3 separate regions of the Homo sapiens genome follow, and all the other regions are linked to region 2. A link is a contact called in ENCODE Hi-C or POLR2A ChIA-PET data. All regions are on one chromosome and are shown on one strand. Each heading gives the region's core, a stretch centred on a gene start or an enhancer-like site at or near the end of the contact. The rest is flanking DNA. Distances are from core to core; before and after follow the strand shown. Region 1 overlaps LOC107985856 (a long non-coding RNA gene). Region 2 overlaps LOC102724948 (a long non-coding RNA gene). Region 3 has its middle 27 kb from the start of RHOB.

What was found. A loop is a pair of places that touch in the nucleus more often than their neighbours do. ChIA-PET counts read pairs that join two places held with the same protein, here RNA polymerase II (POLR2A). Pooled maps may share reads with other maps.
Region 1: a loop to region 2 is called in a map of gastrocnemius medialis, with 2.7 times the contacts of the local background. The contact joins two enhancer-like sites. A Hi-C loop is called at or near these places in 7 of 168 maps with a recorded cell type or tissue (HepG2, PC-9, breast epithelium and 3 more), 1 of 37 single-sample maps with no recorded cell type and 2 of 50 pooled maps. POLR2A ChIA-PET finds 5 or more read pairs at or near these places in 4 of 52 experiments (HepG2, PC-3, T-cell and 1 more).
Region 3: a map of right lobe of liver shows a loop between it and region 2 (2.3-fold over the local background). The contact joins two enhancer-like sites. A Hi-C loop is called at or near these places in 7 of 168 maps with a recorded cell type or tissue (heart left ventricle, heart right ventricle, right cardiac atrium and 2 more) and 1 of 50 pooled maps. POLR2A ChIA-PET finds 5 or more read pairs at or near these places in 2 of 52 experiments (HepG2 and activated naive CD8-positive, alpha-beta T cell).

The regions. Positions count from the first base shown.
Region 1 is chr2:20,493,927-20,498,641 of GRCh38, reverse strand. The region is part of intron 1 of LOC107985856 (a long non-coding RNA gene); the gene reads left to right. Among named protein-coding and RNA genes, the nearest start is that of RHOB, 49 kb to the right of the region's middle. Within about 2 kb of position 2,406, at least 4 of the 41 ENCODE cell types and tissues checked have a DNase peak (open chromatin) inside an H3K27ac peak, as active enhancers do; they include breast epithelium and gastrocnemius medialis, where a contact is called at or near this core.
Region 2 is chr2:20,534,286-20,539,040 of GRCh38, reverse strand. All of the region lies in intron 2 of LOC102724948 (a long non-coding RNA gene), which reads left to right. Among named protein-coding and RNA genes, the nearest start is that of HS1BP3-IT1, 56 kb to the left of the region's middle. RefSeq lists an enhancer at 3,673-4,670. Within about 2 kb of position 2,286, at least 7 of the 41 ENCODE cell types and tissues checked have a DNase peak (open chromatin) inside an H3K27ac peak, as active enhancers do; they include breast epithelium, gastrocnemius medialis and right lobe of liver, where a contact is called at or near this core.
Region 3 is chr2:20,471,914-20,476,674 of GRCh38, reverse strand. No RefSeq gene overlaps it. Among named protein-coding and RNA genes, the nearest start is that of RHOB, 27 kb to the right of the region's middle. Within about 2 kb of position 2,181, at least 6 of the 41 ENCODE cell types and tissues checked have a DNase peak (open chromatin) inside an H3K27ac peak, as active enhancers do; they include right lobe of liver, where a contact is called at or near this core.

The DNA.
Region 1 (4,715 bases), core at 1,157-3,656, 41 kb after region 2:
GATTAGCGATTTCCAGGAATGAGGGAGGAGTGAGCGAGGTGTGACTGCTCATGGGTACAGGGTTCCTTTTTAGGAGTGATGGGAAAGTTCTGGAATTACTGCTGGTGATAGCACAACCATGTGAATATATTTTAAAACCAGAATTGTACACTTTAAAAGGGTGAGTTTTATGGTATTGAATTACATCTCAATTTGTAAAAAGAACAAGATCACACACACACACACACACACACACACACACACACAATTAGATGTGCCAATACCATTCCCGGCCCACAGTAAGTGCTCCATTAATGGGAGTTGGGAGGGTAACATTCGTAAGCCACTGCATTCAGGCACCATCTTTGGGTTTCCTGCTAAAAGGCTGCCCATCAGAATCAGCTGTTAAAGATATTTAACTTGTGTTTTGCTACCTTAGCAAGAAAGTATATTAAAAATGCCCTGGATTTATCCTTGGGAACAGTGGGTCACCTGTCAGGGAAGAATGAGTGGGGTTTCTCTTCTCTGGCATCCATTCATGTACCCTATGGCAGTGGTCTAGGCCTAAATGTAGAGATAGTAGGACCCTGGGGAAAATGGGACAAGGGGACAGAGAAGGGCTCTGGCCCTTGAGGTTCCAGCACCTAAACCAGTGGCAGACTCAAGAGCTGCTGTGGCAGGTGGCCTGCAACAGGACTTCTGGGGGGCACCTGGGGAGAGCCAGGAGCAGTAGCTGTTGGGGAGGACCCATCTTGGCATCATGGCCCGGCAATGACTCACTCGGGTGATGCTCCATCTTCCCCAATCTTCAGGGCATCCAGTAGGAAGTATCGTCACCATTTCTACACCCAACAGTCATTTCCACTAGGCCTCTTGTCACTGCAATAGAGCATAAGCCAGACGTGGGGGTCCACCAAGCTCCTAACAGGGGAGGGGAAAGCCTGGAGCATTTTGTTGAGCTCAGGCTGAGGGGAGCAGCACACCCTAGATTCTCAGATTCACTGGGGCTCCTGCTGCGTCCCCCTTTCCATTCCCTCCACTCTCTCCACTCTGTTCCTTGTTCAGCCCATAACGGCCTCCCCGGGCCACTGGTCAGCCCCCAGTGTGCACGCCCATCCAGCTTTCCTCCACCCTGCAGGTGGACTCACCTCCTGCTCCTGTCCCAACCTAGCTCAAAGCCCTTCCCGACTTCCTCAGCATTCACTTTTGCCACAGCTGCCCTACACACATCCCCTATTTCAGCAGCATTGCCCATAGGAAGGAGTTCAGCTTAAGTCACAAATGCATCAAAATAATAAACGTGTCCTCTTTTCAGTCCCCCGAAAGCACCAGGCACCACGCCGCCTCTGCACTTCTGTCCCCGTTGTTCTTCACCTTGGAAGCCAGCTTCCCCCTCTCCACTTACTCACACCTCGCTGTGGATGAGGACTGAGTGCCTGGCCTCTGCCAACCCCAGCCAGCAATATAGCTGAGGGAGCAGGAGGTTGTCCACTCAGCCCAAGGAAGGAGAGGCCACGCTCAGCCCCATGCGGGGGCTCTGCAGCTACTGCCCTTCGCAGCTGTGCCTGGGGCTCAAGAATGTCCCAGAACCCTCACCCTCCCCTCCTACCCCACCCGGCAAATGGAGTGCTGAGAAGGCACCGCTCCCCCGTGCTCTCCACCACCTCTGCAGACATTGTCCTGCCCTCCCATGTCCCATCCGCCACCCAGCTGGGCTTCAGGACATGGATGATGCTTGGTCTGCAGTCTATACAGTTCCAGAAGATCAAGAAAAACATTCTTGCAGTAGAAAACAGTGTTCTATGTGCAGAAGTTGACAGGTGCTATTGTCACCTTTCAGAGCAATTTGATGCCTTCTGAAACGTGAGTGCCTGTCACTGGAGGAGGAAGTGTTTTTGCCAAGCGTTTGATGCATTTCCAGCAAAGTCACGAAACGCACAAAGCTGCCTAGCAGCGGCCTGCTCCTCAGCCAGCCACCGCTCCAGGCTTCCTTGAGCTTCATGGTGTCCTGAGGGCAACACTGTGTGCCCTGACCCTGCTTTGTCTTCTAGTGGGAGACCTGAACTAGAGTGCCATGAGTCAGCAGGCTCAGTCCGCACTCTTTGCCAGGACATGAGCAGAACTAGGGGGACAACTTCTGCTACATTTGCTTGGAATTGCTTTTGTCTTTTCATCCTAATGAGGTAGAAAGTGGGAGAGGGGCTCCGTGTAGTCTGTCCCCTGAACGTCTCTGCCCCCACACCACTGCCCCACCCCAAACCCAGAGTGGACTCACTCATCCTGGAGCTCAGCCACCCCCACACCTGGAGGGTGGTGGCATGCCACCAGGGACATTAGCTGGACAGTAAAGGCTAGTCTGTCCCTCCCAGCACAGTGAGTCACCAGGCAACGACTAGCTCCTCAACAACAGAAGAGTAGGAATCAGGGATGACCAGTTGTTCTTGCTCCAGTGAATGCCAAAATGCCCCTTGGGGATTCTTGGGCTCTTCTCTAGAAACAGGGAATGTATAATGAGGGCATTGGAATCTCAGAGCCTCTCTGTTAATATAGTAAATGTTTATGAGTATAAACTCTAGAGTCAGTATGCGTGGGTTCAAATTCTACCTCTGCCATTTATGTAAACGCTGTGTGACCTCAGACAGTGATTTGGCTTTTCTGTGCTTAGACTCCCTATCTTTAAAATGAGACTTTTAAAGGTAATAAGGGAGCTCCTCTACTTCTTAAATTTGTCTCAGAACAATTAATATTTAGTATATTAATATATTTTAAAGTAATGTCAAAAACCGCAATTATTTTTGCACTAATCTAATACTTTTAACAATGTCCAGCGCATGGTAAGTACCACAAGTGCTAACTTGCTTTGGGGGAGTTAGACAGAAATCAAGTGCACAGGCTCTTAGAACTTGGGGATAAGTAGCCAGAAAACAAACAAAACAAAAAATTGGGCCAGGTGCAGTGGCTCGTGCCTGTAATACCAGCACTTCAGGAGGCCGAGGCTGGGGGATTGCTTGCGCTCAGGAGTTTGAGACCAGCCTGGGTAACATGGTGAAACCTCATATCTACAAAAAATACAAAACTTAGCTGGGTATGGTGGCATGTACCTGAAGTCTCAGCTACTCGGGAGGCTGAGGCGGGAGGATTGTTCAAACCCAGGAGGTCGAGGCTGCAGTGAGCTGTGATCATGTCACTGACATTGTGCCACTACACTCCAGCCTGGGCAGCAGAGCAAAAAAAAAAAAAAAAATGAAGATTAATGGATTTTGGATCTTGGTTCTGTCCCTTTCTAGCTGTGTGACTTTGGGCCAGTTAGTTAAATGCTTTGTGCATCAGTTTTCTCATCTAAAGGGGGCAATGTTACTAGTACTAGAATAGTTAAACGATTAGATGGATGGATATTTAGAAAGTTTAGAGCAATGCCTAGTACTACATTAGCTATTATTACTGTTCTGCATTATTATTATTATTATTATTTTATAGTTTACCTATGAGTATTGTATTATTATTTCTCTGCTATAGGAGAGACACAATTTCAGGGCCCTCATTCCCCAGGCTGTGAGGGGCCTCAGCTGAGGAACAAGGGTCAGACTAGAGCCCCAGAAGGTGGTAATCTCTTTGGCCCTGGAGTGGGGCAGGCCAATGCTCAGTCTGGTCGGAGGGTTCTCATTTGCAATTCTAACAGAAGCAGGGCACTGCTGGATCCTCCAAGGAGGGCAGTACTATTATGAAGTGTGACCCAGGCCATCACCATCCACAAGAAAAGAGCCTGAACTTTGGGGATCAACAGATATGGTTTCAAACTTTGACTCTGTCTCTCAGCAGCCCTGTGACCTTGGACAAGCTGCTTGATTTTCTGAACCTCCATTTCCTCATCTCCAAATGATGGTAGGATCACCTTCCCTGCAGAGGCAGCTACACTCCTGGCCCTGCACTGGTTCAGGAAAAGCAATTCTTTCTTTCCTCATCCCTTACTTGACCTCTTTCAACTCTGTGATTTGGGGCCAGCCGAGGCTGAATTTAGGGAGGAAAGGCTCGTTTCATTTCACTTACTCCCTCAGGACCAAAAGCTGCAGGTCAGAGTCAATTTGACAAACCCAAGAATCCATTTAACATCTTTGATTAAGATCTCAAACCCCCAAGGAAAAGCATCTGTGCTATGATGTGGAGTGTCTATTTCTGAGGCTGTGGTTTTTGTGTTTTTCTTTTTACTTAATCCATGGAATGCATAAATATATGTTAGTGGTATTTAGAAAAAAAGACTTCAAACAATACAGAAGAATTTTGAGTAAAAAGTGAAAGTACCATTCTGCAATGACCATTTTGCAACAAACCTGCTTCCTCTTCCTTACAGAAGAGATCACCATAAATAATTTAGTGTTCAGTCATTCTAGACCTTTTTCTTTTTCCTTTTTTTTTTATTGAGATGGAGTTTCGCTCTTTTTGTCCAGGCTGGAGTGCAATGGCGCAATCTCGGCTCACTGCAACCTCTGCCTCCCAGGTTCAAGCAATTCTCCTGCCTCCGCCTCCTGAGTAGCTGGAATTACAGGCACCCACCACCATGCCCAGCTAATTTTGTATTTTTAGTGGAGATGGGGTTTCACCATGTTGGCCAGGCTGGTCTCGAACTCTTGACCTCAGGTGATCCACCCGCCTTGGCCTCCCAAAGTGCTGGGATTACAGGCATGAGCCACCGCACCGGGCCTCTAGACCTTTTTCTATGTGTGTACAGAGAAATGTAA
Region 2 (4,755 bases), core at 1,037-3,536:
GTGAGGGCTGCATGACCCCTTTGTGCTGGGAAGGTGCATCTCAGGACACTGACCTGCCTGTGCCCAGGCTCATGGTGTGGGCAGAGAAACTGTGGGTGAGACCTTTGTGAAAATGGAAACCCAGATGACCGGGAAGGGGAGGGGCCCCAGGAGGAGGGAGAACCAAAGGTCCTTGCTGTCTGTTATTCCACCTGTTTGTTTTCCCCTAATCCCCAGCCCACAGGGAGCTGCCACATTTCCCCTGACTCCCCCAGCGGGCCCAGCTCAGGGGCAGAGGCCGAGCAACACAAGCTGATCAGGCCACCATCACTGTTGGCTTCTGTGCCCAGGGGGTCCCTGCAGCCACCATCAGGAAAGCTCCCACCCTGGGGACAGTCTCTCCTGCCTCCTGTTCTTCCTGGGGTCAAAGACGTGCTCCTGCTCAAGGGTGAGCAGGTGCATGGGCTGGTGCCACCAGCTGGTACAGTGGCTCCCTTCTGCTCCCATGAGGGGCCTGGGAGATATTTCAGGGCTCTGTCCTCAGCCAAGCGTGGACTCAGCCAAACACTTGGGCAGGAGGGATGGTATCTTGTTGCCTTCAGGGCTTGGCTGAGCCCAGGGTCGAGAGCATTTTCAGATAGATGCCTGCTAACACACCAAACACGTCACTCCTTAACAAGATCTCCCTTGTGCCAGGGCTTGAGCTGAGCTCCAGGGAGTGAGAGAAAGGGGACCTAACAGACTTGTGGGAGACGAGCGTGAAGACAAAGCAATGACCCCAGATAGGCCAGTCGCAAATGCCAGGAAAGATCCACGGACCCTGGAGTTTCACCTGGACCTTGAGAAACAGAATTTGAATATTGTGGAGATTAACAAAACAAAACACCACAGGAGCAAAGGTCCTGAGTGAAGCTGGCCCTTTGGGGCTGGTGTATCTGGTCAGCTGGTAGGCATGGAGGGCCCACCCCACGGGGAGAAGCCAGGCAGAGAAAGAAGGCTGGAGGCGGCCGGAAAAGACGGAAAAGACACAGGTGTCAGGCGACGTTTGAATTGATTTTCAGCACTAGGGAGCCATCTCTGATCAGGGAGTGGAGTGAGCAGAAATGCCTTCTGGAGGAGGCCTTGAAACCACCTTTGCAAAAATGGTATCAGTGAGAAAATTATGACAGTGAAAGAGATCTCAGCTAACCTACCCCCAATCTTTCCTTTCCCTTCCTTATTCCTGGGTATTGGGCCGAGCTAACTTTGAAGACATTTAGGCTGTAGTTTAAATGGTAACAGGCCTTGTCCCAAAACGCAGCTGCTTTTGTAAAGCTAATGAGAGGCCATCAGGCCTGGGGGAGTAGAGGGCCCTGACTCCTGCTAAGGCGCAGACATAAAAGACTGTCAGCCACGATGCCAGAGGTCAGAAGACAGGCAACTTCCCTAATTACTCCTGCAAATAATGCCAATGTTGTGAACCTAAGGTCGGCCTTCCGAGATACCTTTTCAGGCCTTTTGCATGTCTGACACCCATGGCTCCACCTGGACCCGCCAACCTTGCCCCTGTGGCCCCACCCAGAAGTGACTCAGCACCCAGGAGGACAGCTTCGACCCCCTAAGATTTCATCTCTGCCAACAGCAAGCACCTGTTACCTGGCCACCCCCAACTCTTCCCCCAAACTGCCTTTGAAAAACCCCTAACCTACAAGCTTTGAAGATAATTTCAGTACTAACTCTGTCTCCCACATGGCACGGCGGGCCTTGGGTCTGTTCAATTCTTTCTTTACTGCAATTCCACGACCTTTCTTCATGCAGTGGGCAGGAAGAACTCCTCCAGTGATTACAGCCTGGGGTGCAGGGTCTGGATGGACGGAGCAGCACCTGGAGAGGGCCGTTAACCCTCTGTTGTCCATGTGTGGCTAGGCGAGGGCTGCAGCCAGACCCATGGCCTTATCTGCCTGCAGGGCCCGCCTGAGCCCTCAGTGACAGACACAGGTTTCTAAGCCAACCCAGAGGGGATGCAGAGCCCTCCCTTTGGAGAGTTGAGATCCTGCTGAACCTAGGAAAGTACTGAAACACCAGCAGAGAGCTCACAGAGCAGCCATGGCCAGGGCTCAGGCACTGCCTGCGGCCCACCCTGGAGCTCCCACGCCCACCTGTCTCATCTTTCCAGAACTGGCCCATCTCTGCAGAGTTGGCAGCAGGTCCTCCTGCCAGCTGAGAGCCAGCTCCAGGACTCCTTGGCTTTTTCCAGGCAGAGCCCAAGGCCCAGGTGCCAAACCCGTGTCCCAGCTCTTCTTGGCAGGCCTGGCCCTTGTTTGTCTTTGGGTTTTTCAACTTTTTATTTTGGAATCATTACAGACAAGTTGCAACGATAGTACAGAGAGTTCGTTCCCATGTACCCTCACCCAGCTTCCGCTAGTGTTAACGTCTTACATAACCGTGGTACACTTGTCAAAGCAAAGAAATTAACATTGGAACAATACTATTAATTGAACTACAGACTTTATTTGGATTTTAGAGTTTTTCCTTAAGGGACATTACAGTGTCATTTTTCTTGCCTAGGCCCAATCCCGGTTGCCACGTTGCATTTAGTTGTCACGTCCTTTGGTCTCCTTTCACCTGGGACCACTTCTCAGGGTTTCCTTGCTTCTTATGACCTTGACAATTTTTTTTAAATTATGGTAAAATAGATACGTAACATATTGCTATTTTAACCATCTTTAAGTGTATAATTAAGTGGCAGTAATTGCATTCACAATGTTGTGAAACCATCATCACTATTTCCAAAACAGAAACTCTGCCCCTTAACCAGTAACTCTCCACTCCCCTCCTCCCAGGTACCTTTTTTTTTTTTCTTTTGCGACAGAGTCTTGCTCTGTTGCCCAGGCTGCAATGATCTTGGCTCACTGCAACCTCCACTTCCCAGGTTCAAGCAATTCTCCTGCCTCAGCCTCCCGAGTAGCTGGGATTACAGGTGCCTGCCAACATGCCCAGCCAGTTGTTTGTATTTTTAGTAGAGACGGGGTTTTGCCATGTTGGCCAGGCTGGTCTCGAACTCCTGACCTCAGGTGAGCCACCCACCTCGGCCTCCCAAAGTGCTGGGATTATAGGCGTGAGCCACCGCACCTGGCCCCAGGTACCTCTTAAGAGGCTTAGAGGAGCCCCTACCACAGCCTCATGCCCAAGAAAGAGGTCTTGTTGTTTCTGGCCAGAATTGGTCCTTCCAGACCCTAAAGCTACACAAAGAAGCCTGCAGGAGTCGCTCCCTTCCTTATGGTGTCCATGGTGGGCACGAATCCTTGATCCTTAGCAAAATGCATACTCACTAAGGGTAGAGAGAAGTAGAAAGTCCCCATCCTGCCCCCTTCTCCTGTGTTGGCTTTTGTTTGTTTGTGTTTGTTTGTTTGTTTTCTGAGATAGGCGCTTGCTCTGTCAGGGCTGGAATGCAGTGGTGCAATCACGGCTCACTGTAGCCTTGACCAACCCCCCACCCGGGCTCAAGTGATCCTTGGGCCTCAGCCTCCTGAGTAGCTTACGCACCACCACACTCAGCTAATTTTTAATTTTTTTTTTGTAGAGACTTGGTGTCCCTGTGTTGCCCAGGGTGGTCCTGTACTGGCTTTTTAACAAAGGCTGAGACACCTTAGACATAGCTACTGACAGCTCCCTGGCTGAAGTCCGAACACCCAGCACTAGCATTTCTCTTTGTGGGGTCAATGTGGGGTTCTCAGAGGAGTCTACCCAGGCAGAGCACCCTAGATAGAGGTGCCCACTGCCCACCGGCCCCAGCTGTTATCACCATCGTGGTAGTCATGCAGACGAGAGTATCACTCTGCATAACTGCAGTCCCAAATTGGGGATGCCATCCTCAACAGGCTGTCTCCAAGGGCACACTGGACACAGGATGGCCTCAAAGCCAGGGGTGTGAGACCAGAGCCCGCACCATGCGGGCCTCTGCCACCTTGTAACAGGCATGGGACAGCAATGTGCCTGGCTTCCTGCCCCCAGGGCCACAGCCTTCTGGCCACAATCAGCAGACTCAGCCCTGCCACAGATCCGGGCACTCAGGACCCGGGCGCCCGTTGCCAGACTCCTGTCATCGGTCTCCAGCCACCTGTCCAGACACTCGTGCACCCCGATGGAACGTACTTGCTGCTTCCTCCCCTTTCCCTTACAAAATATCCTTCTATAACTCTTCATGGCACCAAACCTTTTACCAGTATATGCAGAGCCTGTTTGTCTCCGAATCCAGTTTAGCTTTCCCAGTACAGTGACCAACTCATCTCAGTTTACTCAGGACTTCCCTGGTTTTCACACGGAAAGTCCTGTGTCCTGGGCAGCCCCTCAGTCCCAGGAAACCAGGATGGTTGCTCACCCTATTTCCCAGCCTCTGCACCTACCAATCCCCACCGGGAAAGCCCAGATTATTCACACCTCCACGTAGCCATCTCTCCTGACCTCCAGCCTTCACAAATGCTGTTCCCTCCACCTGAATGCCCTTCCTCATCTTTGACTATCAAAAGCCAATGCAATGTTCAAGTCCAGCTCCTCTGTGAGGGCTTCCTGGTCCCCACCCTGGAGTCAGAGCTCCCTCCTCCATCCCCCTGGGGCTCACTTTGAAGCTCCAAAGGGAAGGGCCTCAGGGCTGGGGCAAGGCATGGATCCCCCTGAGTGTGCAAAGCGTCAGAATCAGTAACTGGCACAGCTCCAGCTGCCTCCCTCTCCTCACCCAGTAGTGAGCAACACGAGGGCAGAGACGGCTGGTTTTACCCCCTGTTACACATCAGGTGC
Region 3 (4,761 bases), core at 932-3,431, 62 kb after region 2:
TGGGAATAAAAAAACTGCACTACCCTTCATATTCCCGAAGACTGTTGCAAAAATGATCTTTATGGATTCACATGTAAAAAGAACTGCACAATAATAAAAAAGTATTTCCTATACAGTGATTTTGTTTACCAGCAAATAAAACAGATTTGACACAAAATGAAAAGGTCATATATTATAACTAAAGTCTCCTTGGTGATATAACTAATGCTCTTCTTTAATGTTACCTAATGATGGTTAAATCTAGGAATCTGCTCTTTAAGAAATCACCAAAAAACCATCTGGGATGTCCGGGCTCTGCTTAGTAAGGCAGAGAAGTTGACTCTTACATATTATTTGATCCATCCATTGGCTATAGTTTGTATATTGTTCCCCACCAAATCTCATGTTGAACTGTAATCCCTAATGCTGGAGGTGGGGCCTGGTGGAAAGTGTCTGGCTTATGGGGGCAGACCTCTCATGACTTTGTGTTGTCTTCAGATGGTTAGTTCTCATGAGATCTGGTCATTTAAAAGTGTGTGGCGCCTTCTCCCCGACCTTGCTCCCATTCTCACCATGTGATGTGCCTGCTTGGCCTTCGCCTTCCGCCATGATTGGAAGCTTCCTGAGGCCTCCCCAGAAGCAGATGCCACTATGCTTCCTGTACAGCCTGCAGAAACATAAGCCAATTAAACCTCTTTTCTTTATAAATTTCCCAGTCTCAGGTATTTCTTTATAGTAGTGCAAGAACAGTCTAATAAACCATTCAACAAAGATTTGTGGAGTATCTACTCAGCGCCAGCTTCAGTTCTAGGAGATGGGATAGAAATTGGGAAATAAATTCATCAAGAAGCCCTGAAAACCAACTCTTCAGGCTTCAGAGTGACTGAAATTGCTCTTTCTCTGGCCCTGACCATCCACGGCCCATCTGAGGCTGCAGATATCCAGATCTCCAGCAGGGCCCAAAGGGTTTCATCCATACATGTCCTTATGGATGAAGGTCCTTATGAAGTTGCCACGAAGATTACAACCTGGACTATAGCCTTGGGCTGAAAGTGACTGAGAGCAAGACAGGATAGATGATACTAAGGAGGGTCCCAAGTTGGGGTAGCATCCTCACCCCATCTGAGGGAGAGGCTGATTTCTGGTCAGCTTTTCTTCTTCATGCAGCCCCAGGGCTGAACAGAGCTCGTCCTCATTGTATGACATTCCCTTAGAGCAGCTCCACATTCTCATCTCTTCAGTGTGAAACTCCAAGCCACCTCCCTGAGCAAATGGTCTAACCCTAGTGTGCTCCACCCTTTCCATTTTCTTCCCCAGTCAGGCAATCTGGAAGACACCAGAATCCAGAACAGTCTATTTCCCAAAGTCTGAATCATTTTGTTTGCTCTAGTCCAATGCCATTGTTGGCCTTGGGGGAAGGCAGGGGTGATCAGCAGAATAAGTCAAATTGGACTTCGGCTTAGGGACACTAGTCAAGTTGGGCTTGGGCTTAGGGACAGGACATTTCGTTCTTTTTCTAGGTCTCCTACCAGTATACAGTCCTCATGAGGTCACCTCTGGGACTTCAGGGTCACACTCTGCCCTGAGTACTCCCCCAGCTGCACTGTGACCGGCCTTGCCCCAGCCTCAGCCTCTTGCCCAGATACAACCCTGAGAACTGGTGGTTAATGGTCAAATCTGACAAGACAGTGGAGCTGGGACTCCTGCCCCAGCTTGCAGATCTCTGCTTCCTGCAACTGCCTACCTGAACATGGGCTTCTGAGACCCACAGTCCTCATTCTCTCAGGTCATCAAACAGATAATGATCCGCTCAAACACACACACATATAAAGGGACACAAATCCACACATGGAGGCACACAATTTATACACACATAAGCACACACACACGTCGCTCAAAGCACAAACTTTAATTCCCAGAGTCATGATGTATAGTGAAGGAAGAGGAAACAGTGCTTTTTGAAGCGTGATCAGCCTGCCCTGCTCCCCAGCCCACTGCAGAGCACGTTCATTCCCCTTTGTTCTTCTTCCTGTTTTAAGACTGTGTCCCTATTGGTGCATCAGAAATAGGACCATTACAGAGTCATCCACCCGCCCCCATACCCATCACTTAATCCCCAAAGGCCTGGCAGAAGCTTCCATTATTCCCTTTGGGCTCTTTGGGTCAGGTCACATTCTTGAGATCTTTTATACTCTTGTCCAAATAACCCCTGTGGGCTTTGCTCGTCCGGTTAGGCAGGCAATGAAAGAATCATTTTCGCCAGGATCACTCTGCAGAATATAAATGTGGGTGAGTGTGTGGAAGGGAAAGACCATGTGCTTGGGTGAGCTCATTAAGGAACAGTCCAGGCAAACACTGCCCAGTCCTCCCAAGGTCACCTCTGGGACTTCAGGGTCACACTCTGCCCTGAGTGCTCCCCCAGCTGTGCTGTGACCGGCCTTGCTCTGGCCTCAGTCTATTGCCCAGACACAGGCCTGAGGATTAGCAGTTAATGGTCAAACCCCACAAGACAGTGGAGCTGGGGCTCCTGCTCCAGCTTCCAGATCTCCACTTCCTGCTACTGCTTACCTGAACACAGGCTTCTGAGACCCACAGCCCTGAGAGGGTGGGCTGAGCCTGCAGGGCCCGTGACCCTGGATCCCCAAGCTCAAGCCCCCCAAATCCAGGGCAGCAAGCAGCCTGGTGGTTTGTGTCCTGCAGCTATTTTCAAAACACCTAGAGGGCCCAGCATGGTGGCTCACACCTGTAATCCCAGCACTTTGGGAGGCCAAGGTGGGTGGATCACTTGAAGTCAGGAGTTTGAGACCACCCTGGCCAAGATGGTGAAATCCCGTCTCTACTAAAAATACAAAAAATTAGCCAGGCATGGTGGCGCATGTAATCCCAGTTACTCGGGAGGCTGAGGCAGGAGAATCACTTAAACCCAGGAGGCAGAGGTTGCAATGAGCCAAGATCGTGCCACTGCACTCCAGCCTGGGCAGCAGAGCGAGACTTCGTCTCAAAACAAACAAACACCTAGAAAATGTTTGCTCCCAGCTAGAATTCATGTTGAGATGGGAGGACTCGAAGAGGAATAGAGCTGGGGTGGCTCCTCAAGCCTGGGCTAAGAAGACGTGCCTATGGTGGAGTTTCCAAGGCAGAAGATAGGAAATCCCAAAAGGCCAGGGAGATGGCAGCCCTACTTGGCTTGGCATTGGTCAGTCTACAGCTGGAGTTTGGGGGTCCTGGTGTTCCAGCTCTGGAACTTGCTCCTTCAGGAGCCGCCTTGGACAGAGGAGGGTGAAGCCTTCACAGTCACTTCTAGCAGGGACAGCCAAGTGCTGACCCAAGGGTGGCTGGCCTGGAGCCCAGCAGATATTAGACTTAAACGTCCACAGTCAGAGGAGAGCAGGGTGAGGCTCCAGATGGCAGAGCTGGGGCCCCTCAGTAGACGGAACAGGGGGGCGGCCTCTCCCTACAGGAAGGCAGCCTTATCCAAGGCTGGAGATGGTGCTCTCCTGAGGGCACACAGGCCCTGTTTCTGGAGGGGTGGAACTTGGGCCAGGGTGGCACCTTGGCAGAACTGCTCTGGGAAGTACCCTTCATGGGAAGCTGGGCTCAGTCAACTTTGAGATCTCTCCCACTCAAGAGGCCTTGGTTCTGAGTCTGTGGATGGGCTGAATTACTTATTGAGTGGAGGGTCCCGGCCTTCCCAGCAGCATCAAAGCCTCATGTCCCTGCAGGGCATTCCTGAGTAGCTTTTATCCTTTTATCTTGGGCTTTGAAGGAAGAACAATAATCCCGTGCATAAATTTAAAAATCTTGTAGTAGCCACAGGCTTTGAACATACACTTCACCCTCCCTACCACCCTGCAGGCTCCCAGAGGCTCCTCGGGCTGGAAATGGGGACAGCAGAGGTCTAACACCTGGCTCAGCCTCCGCTGGGCAACAAAGCCCTTTGGCAAAGGGCGGAACTGGCATTTGGGACAGTTGGATTTGGCTTCCAGTCACTTGGAACCCTCCATAATAGCCATGACTTCAGGAGATTCTATGAAGACATGATGAGACCACAGCCACCTTGATGCCTTTCCAAGATGTCTTATCTTAGGTGCAGAGGCATTTTGGGTGAAGTCATTTCTAAGGGGAACCCCTTCCCATTTTTCAGTTCCTGAATAAATCAGAAGTTTGGATGGTTTAGAGAATCCACTTATCATCTGGATCAGTTAGTTAAGCAACTGGTTAAACTGCTCTGGATCTCAATCTTCTCATCTGACAAATAAAGATCACATAATCCAGCACTGGCATTCTGTGCTCCTGGGACTGTTTCTGTGTGGTGTCTGTGTGCTGAGCTCCAGGGAATCAGCCCTCAGCCCTGCTTGAAATAAAGCAGAGAAAGACATCCCTCCCCAAGGGGACACTGGGACCTCTGACTCCTCTGGGCTTTCCAAGTCAGTGGACCAGAGCTCTCAATGCAGATTGCCAACTGGAAGAGTTGAAGCCAAGGCTAAGCCATCTCTAGTAAAGGACACTATAGAGAGGACTTCTTGTTTGGGACACACACACATACACACACACTCCTTTCAGAACACAAACCACCTCTGATTCAACTTGGAATTCCTAGTTTTAAGCACAGGGTGTGGCATAAGGCAGTTGCTCCATAAAGAGGTGGTGATGGATGAACAAAAAATGAAAGAACAAAAACCCATAAAACCTACTAAGGTTATCCTGCCAGTGTCCTGAAAACGTGCCATGTCCCATTCCAGTTAGTCCTCACATCTTTAATCTGAATGAATGTTTACTTAA